Regions from separate parts of the Homo sapiens genome. Here region 1 is linked to region 2. Evidence: read pairs that join two places in POLR2A ChIA-PET (ENCODE). Cell type or tissue: HCT116. All regions are shown on one strand.

What was found. ChIA-PET counts read pairs that join two places held together with the same protein. Peaks named below come from ENCODE experiments on the same cell type or tissue, not always from the same donor. Only the 100,000 strongest peaks of a DNase experiment are listed, where the experiment ranks them.
Region 1: POLR2A ChIA-PET joins it to region 2 with 6 read pairs; 3 of 35 experiments call an interaction of 5 or more read pairs at or near these places.

The regions. Positions count from the first base shown.
Region 1 is chr10:31,893,383-31,901,382 of GRCh38, forward strand. The region is part of intron 3 of ARHGAP12 (Rho GTPase activating protein 12); the gene reads right to left. Among named protein-coding and RNA genes, the nearest start is that of ARHGAP12, 31 kb to the right of the region's middle. RefSeq lists an enhancer at 7,679-8,000. In HCT116, no CTCF peak of the experiment used is centred here; a DNase peak (open chromatin) is centred at 3,819; H3K27ac peaks cover 2,758 bases.
Region 2 is chr10:31,979,137-31,987,136 of GRCh38, forward strand. The region is part of intron 2 of LOC107984219 (a long non-coding RNA gene); the gene reads left to right. LOC105376485 (a long non-coding RNA gene) reads right to left here. Exons shown (of 3, transcript XR_930806.3): 3 at 1,646-1,907. It also overlaps the pseudogene RPL34P19. Among named protein-coding and RNA genes, the nearest start is that of ARHGAP12, 54 kb to the left of the region's middle. In HCT116, no CTCF peak of the experiment used is centred here; no DNase peak of the experiment used is centred here.

The sequences.
Region 1 (8,000 bases), 86 kb before region 2:
AATAGACGCAATAAAAAATGATAAAGGGGATATCACCACCGATCCCACAGAAATACAAACTACCATCAGAGAATACTATAAACACCTCTATGCAAATAAACTAGAAAATCTAGAAGAAACGGATAAATTCCTCGACTCATACACCCTCCCAAGACTAAACCAGGAAGAAGTTGAATCTCTGAATAGACCAATAACAGGCTCTGAAATAGAGGCAATAATTAACAGCTTACAAACCAAAAAAAGTCCAGGACCAGATGGATTCACAGCCAAATTCTGCCAGAGGTACAAGGAGGAGCTGGTACCATTTCTTCTGAAACTATTCCAAACAACAGAAAAAGAGGGAATCCTCCCTAACTCACTTTATGAGGCCAACATCATCCTGATACCAAAGCCTGGCAGAGACACAACAAAAAAAAGAGAATTGTAGACCAATATCCCTGACGAACATCAATGGAAAAATCCTCAATAAAATACTGGCAAACCGAATCCAGCAGCACATCAAAAAGCTTATCCACTACGATCAAGTGGGCTTCATCCCTGGGATGCAAGGTTGGTTCAACATACACAAATCAGTAAACGTAATCCAGCATATAAACAGAATCAAAGACAAAAACCACATGATTATCTCAACAGATGCAGAAAAGGCCTTTGACAAAATTCAACAGCCCTTCATGCTAAAAACTCTCAATAAACTAGGTATTGATGGGATGTATCTCAAAATAATAAGAGCTATCTATGACAAACCCACAGCCAATATCATAGTGAATGGGCAAAAACTGGAAGCATTCCCTTTGAAAACTGGCACAAGACAGGCATGCCCTCTCTCATCACTCCTATTCAACATAGTGTTGGAAGTTCTAGCCAGGGCAATCAGGCAGGAGAAAGAAATAAAGGGTATTCAATTAGGAAAAGAGGAAGTCAAATTGTCCCTGTTTGCAGATGACATGATTGTATATCTAGAAAACCCCATCGTCTCAGCCCAAAATCTCCTTAAGCTGATAAGCAACTTCAGCAAAGTCTCAGGATACAAAATCAATGTGCAAAAATCACAAGCATTCTTATACACCAATAACAGACAAACAGAGAGCCAAATCATGAGTGAACTCCCATTCACAATTGCTTCAAAGAAAATAAAATACCTAGGAATCCAACTTACAAGGGATGTGAAGGACCTCTTCAAGGAGAACTACAAACCACTGCTCAGTGAAATAAAAGAGGATACAAACAAATGGAAGAACATTCCATGCTCATGGATAGGAAGAATCAATATCGTGAAAATGGCCATACTGCCCAAGGTAGATTATAGATTCATTGCCATCCCCAACAAGCTACCAGTGACTTTCTTCACAGAATTGGAAAAAACTACTTTAAAGTTCATATGGAACCAAAAAAGAGCCCGCATCACCAAGTCAATCCTAAGCCAAAAGTACAAAGCTGGAGGCATCACGCTACCTGACTTCAAACTATACTACAAGGCTACAGTAACCAAAACAGCATGGTACTGGTACCAAAACAGAGATACAGACCAATGGAACAGAACAGAGGCCTCAGAAATAATACCACACATCTACAACTATCTAATCTTTGACAAACCTGACAAAAACAAGAAAAGGGGAAAGGATTCCCTATTTAATAAATGGTGCTGGGAAAACTGGTTTGCCATATGTAGAAAGCTGAAACTGGATCCCTTCCTTATACCTTACACAAAAATTAATTCAAGATGGATTAAAGACTTAAATGTTAGACCTAAAACCATAAAAACCCTAGAAGAAAACTTAGGCAATACCATTCAGGACATAGGCATGGGCAAGGACTTCATGTCTAAAACACCAAAAGCAATGGCAACAGAAGCCAAAATTGACAAATGGGATCGAATTAAACTAAAGAGCTTCTGCACAGCAAAAGAAACTACCATCAGAGTGAACAGGCAACCTACAGAATGGGAGAAAATTTGTGCAATCTACTTATCTGACAAACGGCTAATATCCAGAATCTACAAAGAACTTAAACAAATTTACAAGAAAAAACCCCATCAACAAGTGGGCAAAGGATATAAACAGACACTTCTCAAAAGAAGACATTTATGCAGCCAACAGACACATGAAAAAATGCTCACCATCACTGGCCATCAGAGAAATGCAAATCAAAACCATAATGCGATACCATCTCACACCAGTTAGAATGGCGATCATTAAAAAGTCAGGAAACAACAGGTGCTGGAGAGGATGTAGAGAAATAGGAACACTTTTACATTGGTGGGACTGTAAACTAGTTCAACCATTGTGGAAGGCAGTGTGGCGATTCCTCAAGGATCTAGAACTAGAAATACCATTTGACCCAGCCAACCCATTACTGGGTATATACCCCAAGAATTATAAATCATGCTGCTATAAAGACACATGCACACGTATGTTTATTGCGGCATTATTCACAATAGCAAAGTCTTGGAACCAACCCAAATGTCCAACAATGATAGACTGCATTAAGAAAATGTGGCACATATATACCATGGAATACTATGCAGCCATAAAAAAGGATGAGTTCATGTCCTTTGTAGGGACATGGATGAAGCTGGAAACCATCATTCTCAGCAAACTATCGCAAGCACAAAAAACCAAACACCGCATGTTCTCACTCACAGGTGGGAAATGAACAATGAGAACACTTGGACACAGGAAGGGGAACATCACACACCGGGGCCTGTTGTGGGGTGGGGGGAGCGGGGAGGGATAGCATTAGGAGATATACCTAACGTAAATGACGAGTTAATGGGTGCAGCACACCAACATGGCCCATGTATACATATGTAACAAACCTGCACATTGTGCAGATGTACCCAAGAACTTAAAGTATAATAAAAATATATATATAAATAAAATAAAATAATGGATGTGATCCAGGACATCATTAAACTTTTTTTACTTTGAAAAAAAAAAAAAAAGCTAGTATGTAACAAATGTAAACATTTCTAGATTTATGGTCATCATCATAAAAACTCATTATTGCATTTTTAAAATAATATGATTCTAAGCTTTATAGATTTCTGGCCTTCTTCCTAAATGTCAGGTTGTCAGTTATCACTTTTTCTTCTGGCATCGTGTCAGCCTCATAGAGAAAAGTCCTATCATTTCTACTCCCCAGTTTCAGATCATACTTTCTAATGATAGGGACCTGGGAAACTTGATACTCAAGATTGATAAGACACACATATTAAACGAACATCAATGTGATTATGAGGGGGAAAAAAAGGGCTTCAGCAAAGTATATGGTTCTTAATAAACCATACAAAAACATCTCATAAAATCAGTGAGTGAGTTAGGCAAGGTGGCAAGATACAAGATGAACATGAAAATCAACTGTAGAACTTCCTATTTTAGCTCAGACATGTAACAAGCTTGGAAGTCATCATTCTCATCCTAACACCAAGATAAAAGCTGAACAAACTGAAAATAATTTATTTCTAGGACCCATTACAGAACCAAAGTCACGTGTCAAACCACTACCCCAAAATTTGGAGAGCAAGGCAAATTCAGAGTCACACAGATCTATTTCCCTGGAACAGAAACCCTGGAGCTATAAACTGGAAGGAACATTTAAAGGTCATTTCAATGAACTGCTGGAGGCTAAGTGTGGACTAGGATGAGAATGACTAACTTCTAGGAGTGGCAGTCTTGAAAGAAAGACCTTATACTTTTGTGGGGTTTACTTCCAAAAACAACATCAGCTTCCTACAGTAAAGAGCCAAGAAGATACTCCCATAGCTCTGACAAGGGGAGGGAAAAAATAACTAGTATGAAATAAGCCCAAGTCATTCATCATAACAAAGACTTACTTCCTAGACTTACAAAGACTTAAAAGGGTTTACCAGAGCCTTATCTGACCTGAGGAAAGGGCACTTCCCAGACTCCACATCCCTGGTCTTGCCTAAGGGAAAGGGTAAACTAAGAGACACTTGTAAAATTCACAGCTCATGACGCACACACACTAAAAGGCTAAGATTTAATCCTAACAGAACACTATCCCCTTCCCCATACTTTACCACCACTCCAACAGGCCTCCAGTACATCAACAGTGAACTGAGGGGCACAGGGTGGGAGTTGGGTGTGGGGTGGGGGCGCCTACCTTAAGTAGTATCTAAGGAAAATCTTAGATACTTAGTATCTAAGTAGATACTAAGGAAAATCTCTTAGAGACAAACACTGATGTCTGAAGAATTTAAAGCCTCTGGTACCTACAACTACAGCGAACATTAAAAGCAATCCAGTTTCTACTCAGATAACCCAATACCCCACTTCAGTTCCTATCACCTGATATATGGTGTCTGGCTTTCAACCAAAAATTGCAAGGCATGCCAAAAGGCAAGAAAAAAACAGTATGAAGAAACAAAGCAAGCAACAGAATCAAACTCAGCTGTGGCACAGATGGAACTATTAGACGGGAAACTGAAAATATCTACTATTAGGCTGGGTTCAATGGCTCACTCCTGTAATCCCAGCACTTTGGGAGGTCAAGGCAGGCAGATCGCTTGCGCCCAGGAGTTTGAGGCCAGCGTGGGCAACAAGGTAAAATCCCATCTCTACAAAAAATACAAAAACTAGCCAGGCTTGTTTTTGAGCCTGCTGTCCCAGCTACTTGGGAGGCTGAGGTGGGAAAATCGCTTGAACCCAGGAGGTCAAGGCTGCAGTGAGCCATGATCGCACCACTGCACTCCATCCTGGGCAAGAGAGCAAAACCTTGTCTCAACAACTACAGAATGGGAGAGGGGAGAAAATATTTGCAAATCATACATTTGGTAAGTGACCTCTACCTAAACTATATAACGAATTCTTACAACTCAATAATAAGGCAACGCAACTTAAAAATGTGCCAAGAATTTGAATAAATATGTCTCCAAGGAAAATATATAAATAGCAAATGAACATATGAAAAGATGCTCAACGTCATTAATCATGAGGCAAATGCAAATTAAAACCACAATCAGACACTTCCTACTCACTAGAATAACCATAAGCAAAAAGCCAGATAATAAAAAGTATTGACAAGGATGTGGAAAAATTGGAACCCTAATGCATTGCTGGTGGGATGGTCCTGATCTCTTGACCTCGTGATCTGCCCACCTCGGCCTCCCAAAGTGCTGGAATTACAGGCGTGAGCACCGCACCTGGCCCAACTGCATTTTTATATGCAGTCATATGCTGAATAACGTTTCAGTAATGGTGGACCACATACACAAACGTGGTCCCATAAGATTATAATACTGTATTTTTGCTGTACCTTTTCTATGTTTAGATACACAAATACTTAGCACTGTGTTATAACTGCCTACAGTATTCAGGACAGTCACATGCTGTACAGGTTTGTAGCCTAGGAGCAACGGGCTACACCATCTAGCCTGGGTGTGGAGGAGGATAGACCATCTAGGTTTGTGTAAGTACACTCTGTGATGTTCCCACAACAATAAAATAGTGTAACAACAACAAACAAAAAAAAACACGTCCACAGATGTTTATAGCAGAATTATTCATACTAGCCAAAAAAGGTGGCAACAATCAAAATGCTCCAAAAGTGGCAGATGGATAAACAATAGAATATTATTCCACCACAAAAAGGAATGCAGTACTGATACATGCTACACACAACATGGCTGAACATTGAAAACATTTAGTCAAGTGCAAGAAAGCAGTCACAAAAGACCACATAAATATGATTCCACTAAAATAAAAGGTCCAGAATCGGAAAATCTATGGAGATAGAGAATAGATTAATGGTTGCTTGGTGCTGAGGACCACAGACGACAGTGGGGTGATAGCTAAAGGTTATAGAAAACTACAAAACTCTAATGAACGTTATCGAAAACAGTCTAAATAAATGAAGACATAGTCCTTGTCCATGAATTACAAGACTATAGTGTTAAGATGTCAATTCTTTCCAGTTTGATCTGTAGATTCAATCCAATTCCAATCAAAATCCCAACAAACTATTTTGTAGATATGGACAAAGTGAAATTTAAACCTTACATGGAAAAGCAAAAGACTTAGAACAGCCAACACAATACTGAAGTACAACCAAGTAGGAAGACACATATTAGTTACTTTCAACACTTACTATAAAGCTACATTAATCCAGACAGCATGGTATTAGCAAAGGAATGACACAGAGATCAATGGAACAGAATAAAAAGTTCAGAAACATACCCACAAAAATTGATCTTTGACAAAGGAACGAAGTCAATTCCATGGAGAAAGAAAAGTCTTTTTCAACAAATGGTGGTGAAACAATTAGATGGATATATGCAAAGAAAATGAACCTAAAGACCTTACACCTTTCACAAAAAATTAACTAAAAATGGATCACAGGCCTATATTTAAGGTGAGAAACTATAAAAATTCTAGAAGTGAAACAGAAAAATCTAGGTGACTTTTGGTTTGGCAATGAGTTTTTAGATACAACAGTAAAAATATGATCCATGAGAGAAATAATTGTTTAGTTTTGTACTTTATTAAAATTGAAAACTTTTGCTCTACAAAAGTCACTGTTAAGAGAATGAAAAGACAAGCTACAGACTGGAAGTATTTGTAAAACATACATCTGATTAAAGAATTTACATTCAAGATATACAAGGAACTCTTAAAACTCATCAATAAGAAAACAACCCAATTAAAAACTGACAAAAGACCTGAATAGGCACTTCACCAAAGAATATATAAAGATGGCAAATAATAAGCATATGAAAAGATGCTCAACATTATTTGCAATTAGGAAATACAAACTAAAACAATGAGATACTTTACATGTATTAGAATGGGTGAAATCCAAAAAACTAGTAATACCAAATGCTCGTGAATATGTGGTACAACTCTCATCCATTGCTGATGGGAATACAAAATAGAAAAACCACTTAGAAAGACAGTTTGACAGTTTCTTACAAAGCTAAACAGAGTCATACCATACTAAACAGAGTTAAACATACCATACATCATGTTCTTAAGGATTTACCCATCTGATTTGAATCTGCTCATGAATGTTCATTGCAGTTTTATTAATAACCAACAAAAACTGGAAGCAACCAAGACATCATTCAATAGATAAATGGATAAACTGTGAAAGATCCATACGATTAGATTATACAGCAATAAAAAGAAATGAGCTGTCAGGCCATGAGAAGGCATGGATGAATCTTAAATACACACTCCTAAGTGAAAGAAGCCAATCTGAAAAGGCTACCTACTGTGTAATTCCAATTAAAAGACATTCTAGAATAGACAAAACTACAATGAGAGTCAATAGATGACTGGTTGCCAGAAGTGTGAGGGAAGGAAGGTGAAACACAGAGGATGTTAAGGTAGTAATTACATCCTGTATGGTGCTGTAATTGTGGATACCCAATATTGCGCATTTGTTAAAACCCATTTAAGTTTACCACACAAAGAATGAACCCCAATGTATGCAAATTTTTTTTTTAATGTAGGCATTTGAGGTGGGTCGGGAATTCCAGGACAGAATGCAGACTATGACAAAACAACCTAACTTTATTAAAAATGTATGAAACTGGGCCGGTCTCAGCAGCTCAAGCCTGTAATCCCAGCACTTTGAGAGGCTGAGGCGGGCTGATCACTTGAGGTCAGGAGATTGACACTGGCCTTGGCCAACATGGCAAAACCCCGTCTCTACTAAAAATACAAAAAATTAGCTGGGCACGGTGGTGCACCTGTAATCCCAGCTACTGAGGAGGCTAAGGCGGGATAATCGCTTGAACCTGGGAGGCAGAGACTACAGTGAGCCAAGATTGCGCCACTGCACTCCACTCTGGGTGACAGCAAGAATCCGTCTCAAAAAAAAAAAAAAGAGAAGAAAAGAAAAAGAAACTGGTTGGACTCAGTGGTTCATGCCTGTAATCCCAGCACTTCGGGAGACAGAGGCGGGAGGATCACTTGAGGTCAGGAATTTGACACCAGCCTGGCCAACATGGTGAAACCCCATCTCTACTAAAAATACAAAAA
Region 2 (8,000 bases):
GGCCCGTTCTCAATGAGCTGTTGGGTACACCTCCCAGACAGGGTGGCGGCCGGGCAGAGGGGCTCCTCACTTCCCAGACGGAGCGGCCGGGCAGAGGCGCCCCCCACCTCGCAGACGGGGCAGTGGCCGGGCGGAGGCGCCCCCCACCTCCCTCCAGGACGGGGCGGCTGGCCGGGCGGGGGCTGCCCCCCACCTCCCTCCTGCCAGGCGGGGGCTGCCCCCCACCTCCCTCCCAAAATTGCACCACTGCACTTCAGCCTGGGCTACAGAGTGAGACCCTATCTTTAAAAAAAAAAAAAAAATGCCTTTGTTGAGAATCCACTGTGTGACCAGATACTATGTGACATGTTGAGAAGCATTATAATACTTAAGGCATTTCTCTTTGCTCTTGGGGAACTTAAATGGAACAAGAAAGTATTTTCTGTAGTAGTTCACACAATAGGGTGTGAGTTTTCTAAGTGTTAAACTAATAAGGCTGAAAAATATGAATGTACTCAACATATTTAGATACTTTTATAAAAGGCATTGTTATGATGGCTTTATTAAGGGAAGCTAGACTATTTGGGGCTAGATTCATGACATCTGGATATATTAGTCAGGACCACTTTTGTTCCAAATGACAAAAATTAAAACTAACTTAAAAGGTTGGGTGTGGTAGCTCACACCTGTAATCCCAGCACTTTGGGAAGCAGAGGCAAGAGTCTCACTTGAGACCAGGAGTTTGAGGCCATCATAGGCAACACAGTGAGTAGAGACAGGGTCTCTACAAACAAAACAAAACAAACAAACAAAAGCCCAGCCAGGTATGGTAATGCAGACCTGTAGTCCCAGCTACTTTGGTGGGAGGCTGAAGTGGGAGGATCACTTCAGCCTGGGAGGTCGAGGCTGCAGTGAGTTGTGACCACACCACTGCTCTCTAGAGCCTAGGCAACAGAGCAAGACTGATAGATAGATAGATAGATAGATAGATAGATAGATAGATAGATAGATAGATAGATAGGAAGGACAGGCAGACAGAGACTAGATAGATGACAGAGAGACAGATAGATAGATGATAGATAGGTAGATAGATAGATTGATACATCAGTAGATAAAATTTTTAAAATACCAGTTACCAGTTGTGGTAGGCAGCCTCTAAGATGACCCCCTAGCATCCCTGGCTCCTTGTATTAACACCTTTGTATAATCCCCTCCTTTTTTTAACTTTTATTTTAGGTTTGGGGGTAGATACACAGGTTTGTTACATAGGTAAAAACATGTCACAGGGGTTTGTTGTGTATATTATTTCATCACTAGGTGTTAAGCCCAGTACCCAGTAGTTGTCTTTCCTGCTCCTCCCTCCTCCCACCCTCCCTCCCCAAGTAGACCCCAGTGTCTGTTGTTTCCTTCTTTGCCTTCATCACTCTTACCATTTAGCTCCCACTTATAAGTGAGAACATGCAGTATTTGGTTTTCTGTTCCTGAGTTAGTTTACTAATGGTAATAGCCTCCAGCTCCATCGATGTTCCTGCAAAAATGACATGATCTCCTTTTTTATGGCTGCGTAGTATTCCACGTTGTATATGTAGCACATTTTCTTTATCCAATTTGTCATTGTTGGGCCTTTAGGTTGATTCTGTGTCTTTGCTGCAGTGAACATTCACAATCACAAGCGTGTGTCTTTATGGTAGAATGATTTATATTTGTCTGGGTATATAACCAGTAATGGGATTGCTGTGCAATCCCCTTTTTCTACGTGGGTTGAATTGACTGACTTCTAAAGACAAGACTATGACAGAAGTGATGGTTTGTCACTTTTGAGATGAGGTTACAAAATACTGCAGGTTCCGTTTTAGATGCAGTGACTCTTTCTGGCCTTCTCTGGAATCATTCACTCTGGGGAGAGCCAGCCACCTTGTTAGTGAGTCCTGTGGAGAGGCACATGTAAGTGAGCTTGGAAGTGTATTTACTGAGACTGAAAATAACCAGGTATGTGAGCTTAGGAGTGGACCCTCCCCCAGTGTAGTCTTCAGATGAGACTGCAGACCTGGCTGACAGCTTCATTGCAGGCTCATGAGAGACCTAGAGCCTGAGACACCTGGGAAAGCTGTTCCCAGAGTCCTGACCCAAAAACTAAGAGATCATATACATTTTTAAAAATAAGAGACAGGGTCTTACCCTGTCACCTAGGCTGAAGGGCAGTAGCCCGATCATAGCTCACTGCAGCCTTGAACTCCTGGGCTCGAGCGATCCTCCTGCCTCAGCCTCCTGAGTAGCTGGGACAACAGGTGTGTGCCACCACACTGAGCTAATTTTAAAATTTTTCGTAGAGACAGGGTCTCACTACTTTTTGCCCAGGCTCATCTCAAACTCCTGGCCTCAAGCCATCCTCCTGCCTCAGCCTTCCGAAGTGCTGGGATTACAGGTGTAAGACACCACGCCTGGCCTCTAATGGTTTAAAGATCTGAAATGTATCAACACGAAGTAAAGGTTCATGTAAGGACCATATGACTTGTCTCTGAGCTCTGTTTATGCCTTCATGTGTGTGGGTTACCTAAGTACCTTTCTTGATGAAAAGGAAAATATCTCCAAGGGAAAAACAAAGTGGACTACATCCAATATGAAAAAAAAAAATGTCGCCGGGCGCGGTGACTCACGCCTGTAATCCTAGCACTTTGGGAGGCTGAGGCAGGCGGATCACAAAGTCAGGAGATCGAGACCATCCTGGCTAACATGGTGAAACCCCATCTCTACTAAAAATACAAAAAATTAACCGGGTGTGGTAGCTGGCGCCTGTGGTCCCAGCTACTCGGCAGACTGAGGCAGGAGAATGGCGTGAACCCAGGAGGCGGAGCTTGCAGTGAGCCGAGATCGCGCCACTGCACTCCAGCCTGGGCGACAGAGTGAGACTCTGTCTCAAAAAAAAAAAAAAAAGTTTATTAAAGCAAATTTTATTTAAAACCTGTTTTCTCCTTGACAGCAGCTTTACAATAAAATGAGATGTTTTTAAATTTATAAATCACATAATATGGGTATAAATACCAGACTGATGTTCCACCATGAAAAATATAAAATTGTAACCTCTAGAAACCGAGTAGGTAATAGAAATGTTGATTAACTTCAGCTGAAGTGCTCATACCTGCTGCTATTTTCAGGAATTAATAGCTACCCTGGGGCATTTTTAACTTACATACAACATTGAGTGGGATTTTCCTATGATGATTACCCTAATGTTTCAGAAAGTTCTAATTAGCAACTAATTACCATTCCACCTTGTCATCACACACCCTCATGCTGCCGTTGTAACTTTATATCTTCTTCTAATATGACAGAGGGAGGCTGCAATAAGTTCTGAAGGTGCTTTTGATAACTATGTAGCACAGGGAACAATATTACATTCACTGTTACTTCTGTAAGATTTAACTGTATCCAGACCATTCCTGAGCTCAATGTAGAATCAAAATAAAGGCCTTTAAAAATGCCATCCTCGGCCAGGCGCGGTGGCTTACGCCTGTAATCCCAGCACTTTGGGAGGCCGAGGTGGGTGGATCACGAGGTCAGGAGATCGAGACCATCCTGGCTAACATGGTGAAACCCCGTCTCTACTAAAAATACAAAAAATTAGCCGGGCGTGGTGGCAGGCACCTGTAGTCCCAGCTACTCGGGAGGCTGAGGCAGGAGAATGGCGGGAACCCGGGAGGTGGAGCTTGCAGTGAGCCGAGATCAGGCCACTGCACTCCAGCCTGGGCAACAGAGCGAGACTCCATCTCAAAAAAAAAAAAAAAAAAAAGCCATCCTCCCACTTGTAGGCTCCATGTTTTCTCACAAGGGACTGAAAGCAGGGCCCTTTACTTGGAATTCATTGGAATTCAATAAATACTTAGAATTCATTACTACTCATTAACAGTTAACTCATTTGCATGTTGTAAATTCCTTCGTCTTCACTAATTCTCGCTCATATACATAGAAAATTCTGGTTTTTGACCTACAATGACATTTGGTTTAGTTTGTTAATGTTCTTTTCCATCCTTATCTAATTTTCTACTACCGTAGGAGACTGTTTTGAAGCTATTTAGTTTTTGTTGTCCAGTCCTTTGAAGCCTTATGAGGAAAATTGTATGAATGAATATACACATGTTAATTACCACAAACATACATCCTTATTACCTATAGGTTTAGGTAAAACCCAGCGTTTTACCCCCAAGGGTCTGCAATAGTATTTGTGGTGGATGCTTTGCAGAGAGTATAGCACCAGCCTGTAGGACCTGGAGAAGAAATGGAACTGATACTCCCATATCCTCACCCAGAGTCAAGCACCTTGGCACCCCAGGCCTGGGCGGTTGAGATCACCTTGGAGCAGTGGCAAAGCTCATTTGGTGCTTTTATGTGAAAATGGAGTCCTGTGCACCGCCACCTTGATTTTACTTTGGAAAGCCACGGCTTGTATTCTGACTCCAGGGAATTCCACAGAGAAATGGTTAGTTACTATGTGGGGTTATTAGTCAATTTAAGGTAGAAAAGCCTTCTATGTACAATAGCAAAGAAGCCATAAAGGAGCAACTGATAGATTTTACTACCAGAAAAGGTAAAACATCTGCAAGTTAAAACAAAACACCATAAATAGAATTAAAAAGCAAATGAAAATAATGGAAGATATTTGCAAAATATATAAAAAAGGATTATGGTTAATGTTTTTAATAGAGCTCTTTCCAAGCTCTATAAATATAATTAGTTTTCTGATTCTTTTTCCGTTTCTAGAAGCACTCAAAATGGTCCAGCATTTGATATGCCCTTGTAGGCTATCCTACGATATAGCTGCCAATAAGACTAGGGTAGGCCATGTGAGGTGGCTCACACCTGTAATCCCAGCACTTTGGGAGGCCGAGGTGGGAAGATCAATCACTTGAGCCCAAGAATTCAAGACCAGGCTGAGCAACATAGTGAGACCTCGTCTCTACAAAAAATCAAAAAATTAGCCGGATGTGGTGGCATCACCTGAAGTCTCAGCTACTTAAGAGGTGGAGGCGAGAGGATCACTTGAGCCTGGAAGGTAGATGCAGCAAGCTGAGATCGTGCCACTGCACTCCAGCCTGGGCCACAGAGCAAGAACCTGTCTCAAACAAAACAAAACAAAACAAAACAAAAACAAAAAAGACCAGGCTGGCCTGAGCCTCTGGTAATGGAATTGTTTAGCTTTATACCAAGAGGAGTGAGACAGCACCAAAATCTGGGTATGGGATGTGCTCAGGCCGACCAGGAGAGGTTTATGCCATGAGACCTAAAATTCTTAACATGCTGTCTAAAACAAACAAAAGCATGTTAGCAGGGCCCGTGGTGCTTCGATGTGCACTAAATATATCTGTGACAAGATCAGTGTGCTTTTCTTAGTGAGGAGCAGAAAATCACTGTGAAAGCATTGAAGGCTTGGGCAGAGTCACAGAGCTACATTTTTTTTTTGAGACAGAGTCTCGCTCTGTTGCCCAGGCTGGAGTGCAGTGGCACGATCTTGGCTTACTGTAACCTCTGCCTACCAGATTCAAGCGATTCTCCTGCCTCAGCCTCCCGAGTAGCTGGGATTACAGGCATGTGCCACCACGCCCAGCTAATTTTTTGTATTTTTAGTAGAGATGGGGTTTCACCGTGTTAGCCAGAATGGTCTCGATCTCCTGACCTCGTGATCCACCCACCTCTGCCTCTCAAAGTGCTGAAATTACAGGTGTGAGCCACCGCGCCTGGCCCACAAAGCTAAATTTTAAATTGAAGCTTTTTTGAATAATTAAATCAAAAGCCTTATAAAACAATTGTGTTTCTGCCATTACATTATAGGGAAATGGATGGGCATATTTTCACCAAATGTAGATATATAATGGGGTGATCTGACTTGAAATATAGATTATGTGTTGTACAAAGAGTACATTTTGGCCAGATGCATCGCTGTAATCTCAGCACTTTGGGAGGCCAAGGGGAAAGGATCGCTTGAATCAGTAATTTCAGACCAGCCTGGGCAACATAGTGAGACTCCATCTCTACAAAAAATTTAAAAAATTAAAAATTGAAAATAATTCATTTTGGGGGATTATAGGGAAATCAAGGGAGATGGGCAATCCTCCTTTGGAGCAGCTGAACCTGAGGGTCAAATTGAGGCCCTCAGGGTGCCCATTGGGTCAGAGGGGACTGCGCACATGGTATGAATACTAGCTAAGGCCTTGGAGTGCTGTGAAGACTAATGACATTATCTGTGTAAAGTGCTGACCTCAATGACCAGCACACTCACTTATTCAATTATTTATCAAATTTTTATTGAGTGGCTACTGTGTACCAGATACTCTGCCAGGTGCCGGGGGTACTGCAGTGAACAAAACAGACAGCAGTCTCAAACCTCTCAGGGTTTACATTCTCCTAACACACAGTAAACCATCATAAAAGGTAGCCAGCATTATACTATAATACAAAATATGGGAAAACTAAAAACCATGATAGCTTTTTTCACCAGCTAAACTGGCAAAGATTCTGATGAAGATAATCCCTAGCAGGTATGGGCCAAGAGTATAGGCACTTTTTTTTTTTTTTTTGAATTTTTGTTTGAGACAGGGTCTTGCTTTGTCACCCAGGCTGAGTGCAGTGGCGTGATCGTGGCTCACTGTAGACTTGACGTCCCAGGCTCAAGCAATCCCCCCACCTCCTCCTCCCAAGTAGCTGGGACTACAGGTGCATACCAGCATGCCCAGCTCATTTTTTAGTTTTTGTAGAAACGGGTTTTTGCCATATTGCCCAGGCTAATCTCAAACTTCCTGGGCTCAAGCGATCCTCCAGCTTCACCCTCCCAAAGTGCTGGGATTATAGACATGAGCCACCTTGCCCAGGCAAAAATAGGTACTTTACTCTATTTCTGGGGGCAGTGTAAATTGGTGCAAACTTTCTGGAGGGCAGGTTGACAGCATGTATTAAATGCTTTTACTCCCTCAATTCCACTTCTGACTTATTGTAAGGAAATATTCATGGATTACTCAATAATATCTACTTGGGAAGGAAGTTAAGATGCTCAGAGCCGAGCTCCCCAGTTAGACAAGTCTGAGTTCACACTAAAGCGGGTTCTGCCATCTACTTGCAGTGTGACCCTCAGGTGAATTAGGGGCATCAGCACTGCATGATCTTAGGCGAATTGTTCCCAGCCTCCATGCAGCACGCTCCTCATCTGTAACATGGACATGATAATAGCATTTACCTTACAGGGCTATTGTGAGAAGTAAATGAGATAATGTAGAAAACACTTTAGTGTAGTGCCTGATGCATGGTAAGATTTCAATATACTTAAGCAAAAGAAAAAAAAAAGTATATGTTCATCCCAGCAGTATTTACAGTGATAAAAAGTAAAATAGAAAGTACCTAAGTGATTTAAAATAAATACAGAGAAAAAATTCCATACCACCACTAAAAATCATGTTGCAGATGAATAGTTAATGATATGGAAAATGATCACAATATATTGTTAGGTGAAAAAAAATTGATTATAGCCTGGGCACAGTGGCTCATGCCTGTATTCCCAGCACTTTGGGAGGCCAAGGTGGGAGGATTGCTCGAATCCATGAGTTTTAAGACCAGCCTGGGCAACATAGGGAGACCCCCTATCTCTCCAAAAATAATTTTTTTTTTAATTAGCCAGGCATGATGGCACATGCCTGTAGTCCCAGCTACTCTGAAGCAGAGGATTGCTTGAGCTGGGGAGGTAGAGGATGCAGTGAGCCTTGATCACATGGCTACACTCCAGCCTGGGCAATAGAGCAAGACTCCATCTCAAAAAAAATAAAATAACATTTTAAAAGGTGGTTACAAAGAATATGTACAAAACAAGAGAAGTGAAGGACCTCTTCCAGGAGAACTACAAACCACTGCTCAAGGAAACAAACAAATGGAAAAACATTCCATGCTCATGGATAAGAAGAATCAATATGGTGAAAATGGCCATACTGCCCAAAGTAATCTATAGGTTCAATGCTATTCCCATCAAACTACCATTAATA